Linked DNA regions of Homo sapiens: region 1 is linked to region 2. A link is an interaction called in ENCODE POLR2A ChIA-PET data of the cell type or tissue named here. Cell type or tissue: Panc1. All regions are shown on one strand. Links, peaks and the distances in the headings refer to the core of each region. The heading gives the core; the rest is flanking DNA. Region 1 has its middle 92 kb from the start of TGFA. Region 2 has its middle 5.1 kb from the start of AAK1.

The links. ChIA-PET counts read pairs that join two places held together with the same protein. Peaks named below come from ENCODE experiments on the same cell type or tissue, not always from the same donor. Only the 100,000 strongest peaks of a DNase experiment are listed, where the experiment ranks them.
Region 1: POLR2A ChIA-PET joins it to region 2 with 7 read pairs; 1 of 35 experiments calls an interaction of 5 or more read pairs at or near these places.

The regions. Positions count from the first base shown.
Region 1 is chr2:70,643,035-70,648,416 of GRCh38, forward strand. No RefSeq gene overlaps it. Among named protein-coding and RNA genes, the nearest start is that of TGFA, 92 kb to the left of the region's middle. In Panc1, for the core only: CTCF peaks have their summits at 890 (motif pointing left), 1,098, 2,887 and 5,036 (motif pointing left); DNase peaks (open chromatin) are centred at 2,882 and 5,037.
Region 2 is chr2:69,646,114-69,651,495 of GRCh38, forward strand. It overlaps a transcript of ANXA4 not described here. Among named protein-coding and RNA genes, the nearest start is that of AAK1, 5.1 kb to the left of the region's middle. In Panc1, for the core only: no CTCF peak of the experiment used is centred there; no DNase peak of the experiment used is centred there; H3K27ac peaks cover 2,873 bases.

The sequences.
Region 1 (5,382 bases), core at 124-5,123, 1.0 Mb after region 2:
ATAGCCTGATCCTTGCTCTAGTACCTGTGAATGACCAGCCAGGAGAGAAAGCCCTCCAGGGCCTTGTGCCCTCTGCACCAGGAAAGGCAGCCCCTCAGAGTGCCTGTGGTTTCAGAGCTTTCTCCCCCTAAGCAGGTTTGCTGGGCACCGGGCTGAGCACCATGGTTACACTGGGTGGAGGATGGTGAGATCCCCCCACTTCTGGTAGTGAGCCATGGGAGACCACACTTGCACTGAAGGGCCAGGTGAGGAGTAGGTGAGGCGGGCACAGGAACACAGGATGGTCAGGACACGGGATGGTGTCCTCAAGTCCAGCAGGTGAGCCTGGAGGCATAGTTAGGGCCAGATCCAAAAGGTATCCTTGCAAGTCGTGTTGAATGAGTGGCGTGCCCAGTGAGGAATGGGCAATCTTGAAGGATTTTTTTTTCTCTCTTTTTTTTTTTTGAGATAAGGTTTCACTCTGTTCCCCAGGCTGGAGTGCAGTGGCACGATCTTGGCTTACTGCAACCTTGACCTACCTGGCTCAAGCGGCCCTCCCACCACCTCAGCCTCCCAAGTAGCTGGGACTACAGGCATGCACCACCAAGCCCAGCTAATTTTTGTATTTTTTGTAGAAATCTGGTTTTGCCATGTTGGCCAGGCTGGTCTTGACCTCCTGGGTTCAAGTGATCTTCCTGCCTCCGAGTAGCTACTGCCTCCGAGTAGCTACAGGTGCAGGCCACCGCGCCTGGCTAACTAAAAAAAAAAAAAGAAAAAGAAAAAAAATTTTTTTTTAAGAGACAGGGTCTCGCTATGTGGTCCAGGCTAAATCTAGAAGGATTTGAGGCAAGAACGTAGAAGAATTTAGAAAACCTAGATGATTCCTGTGTGAGAAGAGCGCCCCCGGGAGGCCTCGTGGCAGGACAGCAAGGCTGGGAGGGTGCTGCCAATTCACCAAACATAAATGACTGGGCCTGAGCCAATTCCCTGAAGACAGAGATACGCGTTATTTTTAAGCTTTTTGTTCAACTTTCTGCAAAAGAAACCACTGTCTATTGAATATTCTATGTCGCTAGTGAGAATTTAAGACATAAAGCAAGATTTCCTCAAAAGATAGTCATTGTTTTGTGATTGGCTTCCAGGGCTGGAGTATAAACTTGAGGAGATGAAATCAAACATTCATCACAGGATTTCAACATCCTTTTCTTATTTCAAATTGTGGCTGCTTGTTGTTCTTCATTTAGGGACTCACTTGGTGGTTATAATAATATTGACAGCTGACACAGAGCTTCTTCCATGTCCTGCTGGGTTCTAGGAGCTTTATTTATTTATTTTAGACAGGGTCTTGCTCTGTACCCCAGGCTGGAGTGCAGTAGTGTGATCTTGGCTCACTGCAGACTTGACCTCCCAGGCTCAGGTCATCCTCCCACATCAGCCTCCTGAGTAGCTGGAACCACAGGTGCACGCCATCATGCCCAGCTAATTTTTTTTTTGTAGAGACGGGGTTTCACCATGTTGCCCAGGCTTTCTCAAATTCCTGGGCTCAAGCAATCCTCCCACTTTGGCCTCCCAAAATGCTGAGATTACAGGTCACCACGCCCAGCCTAGGAGCTTTAAACAGATCAAATTGTTTCATGTTTACAATAACCCAAAGAGCTGCGCATCACGATTGGTTTTTTTGTTTGTTTGTTTCGTTTTGTTTTGATTTTTTGAGGCAGAATCTCGCTGTGTCGCCCAGGCTGGAGTGCAGTGGTGTGATTTTGGCTCACTATAGCCTTCACCTCCCATGTTCAAGTGGTTCTCTTGCCTCAGCCTCCCGAGTAGGTGGGACTACAGGTGCCTGCCACCATGCCCAGCTAATTTTTGTATTTTTAGTAGAGACGGGGTTTTGCCATGTTGGCCAAGCTGGTCTCAAACTCCTGACCTCAGGTGATCCGCCTGCCTTGGTCTCTCAAAGTGCCGGGATTACAGCCTTGAGCCTCCCACAGGTGAGGGCATTAAATAATCACACAGCTAGCAGTGGCAGAGCTGGGACTTGAACCCAAGCAGCCTGGCTCCAGAGCCCCACTTACCTGCCTTCTCATGATATAACATGCCCAGGACAGGCCAGCACGTAGTGGTACCAAAATGCAGGCAGGTTCTTTACCCGGAAGCATATATGCAAGGTTTTGTGTCTGTGTTCATTCTCCTGGAGGGAGAGTCTAGCTCTTGACACCTTCTTGATCCCAGTGGGTTAAGAGCCTCCAACAGTAACATTCAGGAGCCCCGGGGTCTAGCACTGCCTCTATCACTAAGCAGCAGTGTGACGTTGGGCAAGCTGCTTCACCTCTGTGCTTCAGTCTCCTCATCTGTAGAATGGAGGAGGAGCAGTAAACTATGTGATCTCAACAACTTCTTCCAGCTCTAATGTTCTATAGCTCTGAATTAGTTCTATAAATGTCTGAGCCTCTACCCTGCATAAGCCAAGGTGCCTTGCTAGGTCCTGGAGTGACAAGGAGGAAGAAGAGCATCCTGCACCTCAGAGGAGCTTGCCTTCTCATCCAGGAAAACAGCCACTAGGTCTTGTCTCCCTCAAGGACAGCTGGGGGCTGAGAGAGGAGACAGCACCATGATGTTGGGATAGCGCCCTGGGGTGACAGGAGCCACGAAGCCTGTGAGCTGGGTTTTGGACTCAGTCACCCCCTGGGCATTAGGACAACTCTAGGTGCGTCTGGGGGAGGCCTCAAGAGGGAAGTGCTAGCTGTTCTGTCACTATGGCTGTGTGGAGCCCGAACAGTGAGTGGAAAGAAAGTAAGAGACATGATCCCATATGCCCCGCAAGCTGGCTCATGGGTTATGGGTGATATTTATAGACAATACAGCTAGGATAAAGCCTAGAGCAAAAGGCCAGGTCAGCAAATGCTGCTGCCTCTAGTGACAGTGATGAGAATTGTCGCACAGAGGCTGGGATTCGAGACCTATGGTATACTCTCAGGAGTGGCAGTGTTTGGGAGATGGCTAACAGATACGATGAAGGTGCCTCCCTAAATGCATTGAGGAAGTAGCCACCCAAAAGTGCAATCTGTGGCAAATAAGTTGTCATCCTGAGCCGGATCACCTCTGGGTGATCTGATAAAGTTAGTTTTCTAGCCCTACAAGGGAGAAAGCCAGAATGACAGTGACCCAACAACAGGCCAGCGCACTTCCTGCCTGTGTGTATCATGCTCCAGTGCCCAAGAATGGGAGGGAGAGCATTGCTACGGCTCACCATTAAGATTTTAACACCATGAGAGGGTTCCTGGTGTCACTGCATGTCAGTATCACCGTGAGGAAATTCTTGCAGCCTTTAGACCCCAGTGAAGGCAAAAGGAGGCTTTACTTTTTCCAGCCCTCGTTAACCTGACAAATCAACCAGCTGTCTTAGACAAATCTTGGCAAGCGTTTGTCTTGCCTTGTTTATAACAAAACATTTCCCACCCAAGCCTGTGGTCAGGTTTTGTTTTTTAATGAATGGGAATGAGGATATTGCACTGCCTTCTCAGGAACTTCACAGAGAGTCACTACTGTTTCCTGACCTCTCCTTGGGACTTCAGGAAGCGATACTGACCTTAGACCCCAATAAAAGGGGCTTGGGTCCTGTGCCTCAGAGGGCCCTGCCTGACCCTTTCTTTGGCCACGCCTTTCATGAGGGTGGAGTGAGCGGGGCCAAGGAGACACGCTCACCTGGTGCTACACTGTGCCCTGGTGATCTAGGACCCCAAATTCCCTGCCCAAACAGCTGCAGCCTACTTCTAGGGTCCACACAGGTTCTTCCCAGAGTTCATTTTCCCAGGGACTCACAGGGTGTCCAGAAAGCAGCCATTTGCCTGGGGGTATGGGTGAAGCCTGGGCATGCACTCTGGGTGTCCACATGTGTGCTCACAAGGCCACCTGTGTCACGGGATGGACACAGCATTGGGAACAGGAGGATAATGGTCCTCTCCTCACACTGCCATTTTCCTCTGGGGAGCTCCAGCAAGTCTGAACTCTACATTTGAACCTAGCTTTCTAGCTCATGACGAATTTGTAAAACTAGGAAGATAGAATATATTTAACTTAAAATGTTTAGCTTGATGTAAAACTCTTCGATGTCTAGAGTATTGAGCCTCCAATGATATGCAAACCCTGCACCGCCAAAGGTTCAGAGCAGTTGTGTTGGCCAGAAATGATCTTTGTTGTATGCTGAGATTGTACAAAGCAAAGACCCACCTCTAGAGAAGCACTCCTGTTCCTAACTCTGAAGTCAGGATATTTTGAACAGGTAAAACAATGTAAACTGAGATAATCAATTTTAAGTTTATTTTAGAATGATGCCAATGATGTGAGTGTGGCTGTGTGTGTGTGCATGCATATTTGGATGTGTGCGGTTGTGTGTCTATGTGTGTGTGTGTGCGTGCACATGTGTTTGTGTGTATGCATGCATTAATTTTAAAAATGGTAGAAACCAATGTCTAGAGGTCTGAATCAGTGGAAAATGTTATGGTGTCCCCACTGAAAAATTCAAAATTAAAATAATCTTAAATCATCAAAAATTATTCCCCTAGATTCTGATTTTTTTCCATATTGATTATTTCCCTGTTTTGCAGATGAGAAGACTGTGGCTTGGAGACGTTAAGTGACTTACCCAAGGGCACAGAGCTCATGAACCTGAATCAGGGTTCACGCCAAACAGTGTGGCTCTGGGGCCCCGGGCTCCTGTACACTATTCTGCATGATCTCTTGGCCTGGAGAACAGACCCAGGTGGACTGGGGCCATCACTCTGGATGCCCAAAAGATGAGGACTTCTTAGGAAGTTGAGCAGCGAGCACTAGATATTATTAATAGATGTCAATAGCTGCTCAGACATAGTAATCAAATGAATTCTAAGGTCTTGAATGTAAGGAGACTCACCACTTATCCTTCATCCCTTTGCTGGTGACAAGAAGAGACCAAGGTTTGTGATGGTACTGCTGGGGGCTGCCTGTCAGAAAAAGGAAGGCATCCTGCTTGGACCGGTTTCTGCAGAGGAAGGAAAGAAAGGAAACGTCGTCCCCTGGTGGGCATCGTTGGTAGCGGCAGTAGGCAGCCGACCAGCATTAGGTATGAGGAGGATGTTAAGGCAAGGAGGTTTCTCGAGTCCTGGTGAATTATCATGTTGTAACTATCCCATGGCCATTTAAAAGGAATGTGCATTCTGCTTAAAGGATATATATGCGTCTATTAAATCAAGATGCTTTTATTGTTACATTCTTCAAATCCTCTATATTCATATATAAATCCATGCATATGAAAATATATGAATATATAGTCTAAATTCATATATATAGTCTATATTCATATATGTATATATTTCTTGTGTCAATTACGAGGGGCAGAGAGACATGTTAAAATCTCCTGGCTATAAT
Region 2 (5,382 bases), core at 84-5,083:
TGCCACTTCATAGCTGGGATCCTAGACCACTTGTGTCACTGGGCTTATTATCTCAGCTATAAAACCAGAGCTCTTACAACTCTTAGTAATTTTTTAGTTCCTGAGTACAAAATAATGAACAGATCAGCCACTATAATCTCAAAACTATCACACTTTCTGTATAATTTGTCCCATGCTGCTTTGCATTCCTGTTCAACTTTTAATGTATATTGCTGTCTCAACCAAACACCTCAAAGCCAGAGAACCATCTTCTACTTATCTCCTTGGGCATCCAGTATAATAGTTTACATAGAGTGTGTTCTTAGCAGTACTTAAAGTAAATAATTTACTTTAAATGTGACACAAAACAGAGCTATCTGATTAAGGTGGAAAGATTGATTTGAAGTATCCTAGATGAATTTTGAACTAGGTGTGGAAGATGCTATGGGTAAATAGTCAAAGGGAGTGGGAAAAGAAAGTGCCATTTACTATTGTTACAATAGTGATCATATGACCGATGGAACAGACTCTTTGAGGCAATAAGATGCCAAATTATAAACAAGACCTAAGGCTGTGTCAGGCAAGGGTTAAGTCACACATCCCTACACTTGAAGAGTAAACCATCTTCTAACTGCCACAAGGTTTTTCTTTTTCTCTGGTAGCTAAATAGACACTGGCCTGGAGATAAGCAATATTGAATCAATTGTAGCTCACTGACCACTAGATGCTGACTAACTGTATCCCCCCAACCCCTGTTCCACAAACCATAACTATTTCTTTGATTGGACAAGAGACTGATTTCAGTAACATCCTAGTAAGAGACTACCAACCACAGACTGGTTCTGGCTGGTTTTCAGAGGCTGTGCACTGAGTGTCTTCATGTCCTTTGCTTCACCTAATTGTAATGCATTTAAATGTTAAATCTCCACCCCAAAGAGAACATAGGACATATGTAACATGCATGTTTGCTCACTATGCATGCATGTGCTGCCCCCCGCTTTGTGAATAATCAAAGCTCCTGTAACTTAAGTGTGTATTCTTAGCCAACTCATTTGGCATAAATTTGTGTTCCACTTTTTCCTCCCTCTAAATACCTGCTTTCAGTCTCTGCCAGAGTCTACACTTCCCAGCCTGTCAGGATCACCAGCCTGCAGGCTGCAACCCTTTATAAAAAGTAAAGCTCCCCTCTCCAAATTTATAAACCTTGGGATTCTTCAGTTAACACTATGTATCTTCCATATGCCAGTTATGGAATTTAAAAAATATATATATATTGTTTTATTGTTTTATTTTTATTTTATTTATTTATTTATTTATTTATTTATTTATTTTTTGAGACAGAGTCTCACTCTGTAGCTCAAGTTGTAGTGCAGTGGCGTGATCTCGTCTCACTGCAACCTCTGCCTCCCAGGCTCCAGCGATTCTTGTGCCTCAGCCTCCCGAGTAGCGGGGACTACAGGTGTGTGCCACCATGCCTGGCTAATTTTTTGTATTTTAGTAGAGACAGGGTTTCACCATGTTGCCCAGGGTGGTCTTGAACTCCTGAGCTCAGGCCATCCACCCACCTTGGCCTCCCAAAATGCTGGGATTACAGGCATGAGCCACCACGCCCAGCCACTTTTTAAAAAAAATAATTATATAAAAAATAGAGATGGGGTCTTGCTTTGTTGCCCAGGCTGACCTCAAACTCCTGGACTCAGGTGATCCTCCCACCTCAGCCTCCCAAAGTGCTGAGATTACAGATGTGAGCCACCGTGCCTGACTGATATTATTTTATTTAATCTTCATGGTTGCCTACAAAGTAGACAGTATTATCTATTTTATCAAAGAAAATACTGTTACACTATTATTCCCAATTTTATAGATGAACAATGAAGATTTTGTTAGTAGCAGATGAACATGTATGGTTTGTTAAGTTTGAAGGAAATGATTTGACCTGTGGTACACCTAAATCATGTTACCATAAACCCAGTGTGCTGTATCTTTGAGGAAATCAAAGGAAAGGGGACCACCATTAATTAAAATCCTTAACTGAGTCAAGCACTATGTTGGGTATTTAATCATACCATTTAACCCTCACAATACATCTATGAAGTGTGCATTACTTTTATTGGTGTGGAAACAGAGGCTGAGCAGGATTAGAGTCTGTCAACTATTTCTACAAAACATCTTAAAAAGGGCAGAGCCAAGACTGACCTCAAAACCCACATCATTTTCATTACACCATATGGGCTTTCTATGTTGCCGTCTTTTAGCGAAGTGGAACTTGTTAGAAATGCAAATTTTGGGGCCCCATCCAGACCTACTGAGTAAGAGGGAGGGGCAGAGGCAGCAGTTTCTGTTCACAAACCTTTCAGGTAATTCTAATACACATTCAAGTTTGAGAACCACTGTTTAGCAGAAGCGAACTTGTAAGAACCATGTCCTTTTTAAAAAAATGACAGTTCTTGCCCAGGCATGCTGGCTCATGCCCGTAATCCCAACACTTTGGGAGGCCGAGGCAGGTGGATCACTTGAGGTCAGGACTTCAAGACCAGCCTGGCCAACATGGTGAAACCCCGTCTCTATTAAAAATACAAAAATTAGCCGGGCATGGTGGCATGCACCTGTAATACCAGCTCGGGAGGCTGAGGCATGAGAATCACTTTAACCCAGGAGGCGGAGCTTGCAGTGAGCCGAGAGTGCACCACTGCACTCCATCTGGGGAGACAGAGTAAGACTCAGTCTCAAAAAAAAAAAAAAAAAAAAAAGACGTTTCTTGATTTTTTTAATTTTTAATTTTCTTTCTTTCTTTTCTTTTTTTTTTTTTTTGAGATGGAGTTTTGCTCTGTTACCCAGGCTGGAGTGCAATGGCACAATCTTGGCTCACCGCAACCTCCGCCTCCCAGGTTCAAGCGATTCTCCTGCCTCAGCCTTCCTGAGTAGCAGGGATTACAGGCATGTGCCACCACGCCTAGCTAATTTTGCATTTTTAGTAGAGATGGGGTTTCTCCATGTTGGTCAGGCTGGTCTCGAGCTCTCAACCTCAGGTGATCTGCCCACCTCAGCCTCCCAAAGTGCTGGGATTACAGGTGTGAGCCACCGCGCCCAGCCTAATTTTCTCTTTTAAACTGAGCCTTGTCTTCTTATTTTCCAGTTGATTTTGGTTTTGGATTTTGTTTAAGAAAGTAATTATGTGCTCATTGAAGAAAGTAGATAGAAGAAAATAAAAATCAGCTATAATTCTACCACTCAGCGATAATTGCTATTGACATTTTGATCAATTTCCTTTTAGCATGTTTCCATATATAAGTACCTTTTTTACTATATTAGATCACATTATATATTTATATTTTATTTTTTTCATTCCATAGTTTCCTATTTCATTGTATATTCTCTAAAAATATTCTTTTAGTAGTTGCTTAGTAATCAGTGCTTTACTGTCAAATGTTTTATTTTTAAATGTTACTTTTTATATGATTAGAATGAATATTCTCTTGTATTCTCTTGTGTGCTTCTTTGATTTTCTTTCTTTTTTTTTTTTTTTTTTTTTTTTTTAAGACAGTGTCTCGCCCTACCGCCCAGGCTGGAGTGCAGTGGCACAACCTCAGCTCACTGCAGCCTCGACCTCCTGGGCTCAAGCAATCCTCTCACCTTAGCCTTCTGAGTAGCTGGAACTACAGGCTCACACCACCACGTCTGGCTTTTTATTTTTTTATTTTTTTATTTTTGTAGAGACAGGGTTTCACCATGTTGCCGAGGCTGGTCTTGGACTCCTGAACTCAAGCAATCCACCCGCATCAGCCTCCCAAACTGCTGGGATTAAAGGTGTGAGCCACTGTGCCTGGCCTGATTTTTTTTTTTTTTTTTTTTTTTTTTTTTGAGACGGAGTCTCACTCTGTCTTCCATGCCGGAGTGTAATGGCACAATCTCGGCTGACTGCAGCCACCACCTCCCGGGTTCAAGAGATTCTCCCACCTCAGCCTCTTGAATAGCTGGGATTACAAGCACCCGCCATCATGCCCGGCTAATTTTTGTATTTTTTGTAGACACAGGGTTTCACCATGTTGGCCAGGCTGGTCTTGAACTCCTGACCTCAGGTGATCCACTCACCTCAGCCTCCCAAAGTGCTGGGATTACAGGCATGAGCCACCGTGCTTGGCCCCATGATTTTCTTTCTAAGGCTACGTTGTTATAAATGGAATAATTAGGTCAAAAGGTATGAATGTTTTTACAGCTAGAGAGCCAAAGTACCCTCCAGGAGATTGATATTGATTTGTTCTCCATTCACTGATCCAGTAAACAAATATTTATTAAGCACCATGTGCTAGACTTTAGAAAGTTTATTACAATAAACAAAATAGTTACACTCCTTGCCTTCAAGGAGCTTTTGGTGGTTTTTGTATCCTTTTTTTTTTCTTTGAGACAGGGTCTTGCTCTGTCACCCAGGCTGGAGTGCAGTGGCATGATCATAACCTGAGGCTTTCAAGGGATCCACCCACCTCAGCTTCCTGTATAACTGGTGCACAGCACCACAGCCAGCTAATTATTTCTTAATTTTTTGTAGAGACAGGGTGTTTCTATGTTGCCTAGTCTGATCTTGAACTCCTGGCCTCAAGCAATCCTCCTCCCTCGGCCTCCCAAAGGCTTGGGATTACAGGCATAGCCACTGTGCCCAGCTAGAGCTTTTGATCTTAAAAGAAGGCATTAAATCCTAAGTATTTCCATACCCTTGCCAGCACTGAGTTTGTGCAGTTTAAAAAGAAATCGATTTCATTTTGTTAGGTAGGAATGGTGTTTTTTGTTGTCATTGTTTAAATTAGTGAGGCTGAACAATTTTTCTTGTTCATTTATTTATTCATCAGTTGTTTATTAAGAATCTGTTATATACCAAAACAATGCTAGGCACTGGAAATATGATAAAGAAGATGGACATGTGTTTTCCTTCACAGAGTTTATAATGTAGTAATTATTGGTTGTGTATATTTCTTCATTTCTAAATTGTATCCTCTTCCATTTTTCCATTGGAGCATTTATTTTTAAGAATTGATTTGAGAGTGTTCCTTTATTCAATCAGTATGTAGTGAACTACCATGTACTAAACAATATGGTGCAAAACAAACAGATGAGGAAAAGAACAGGTGAGGATGTTAGCCAGGCATGGTTCCATGTGCCTAGAGTCCTACCCACTTGGGAGAATGAGGCGAGAGGATTGCTTCAGCCCAGGAACTTGAGGTTGCAGTAAACTATGATCACACCACTGCACTCCACCCTAGGGGACAGAGCAAGACGTATTTTTGTTTTCTTAGAGATTTTCATTACCTTGTCTAGTTTCTTTTGATTCTTACTTGCCTTACTGCCAGCTCTTCCTTTTTACCTCAATCTGTATACTTCATATATTACCTGTTTTTTAGTATCCATTTG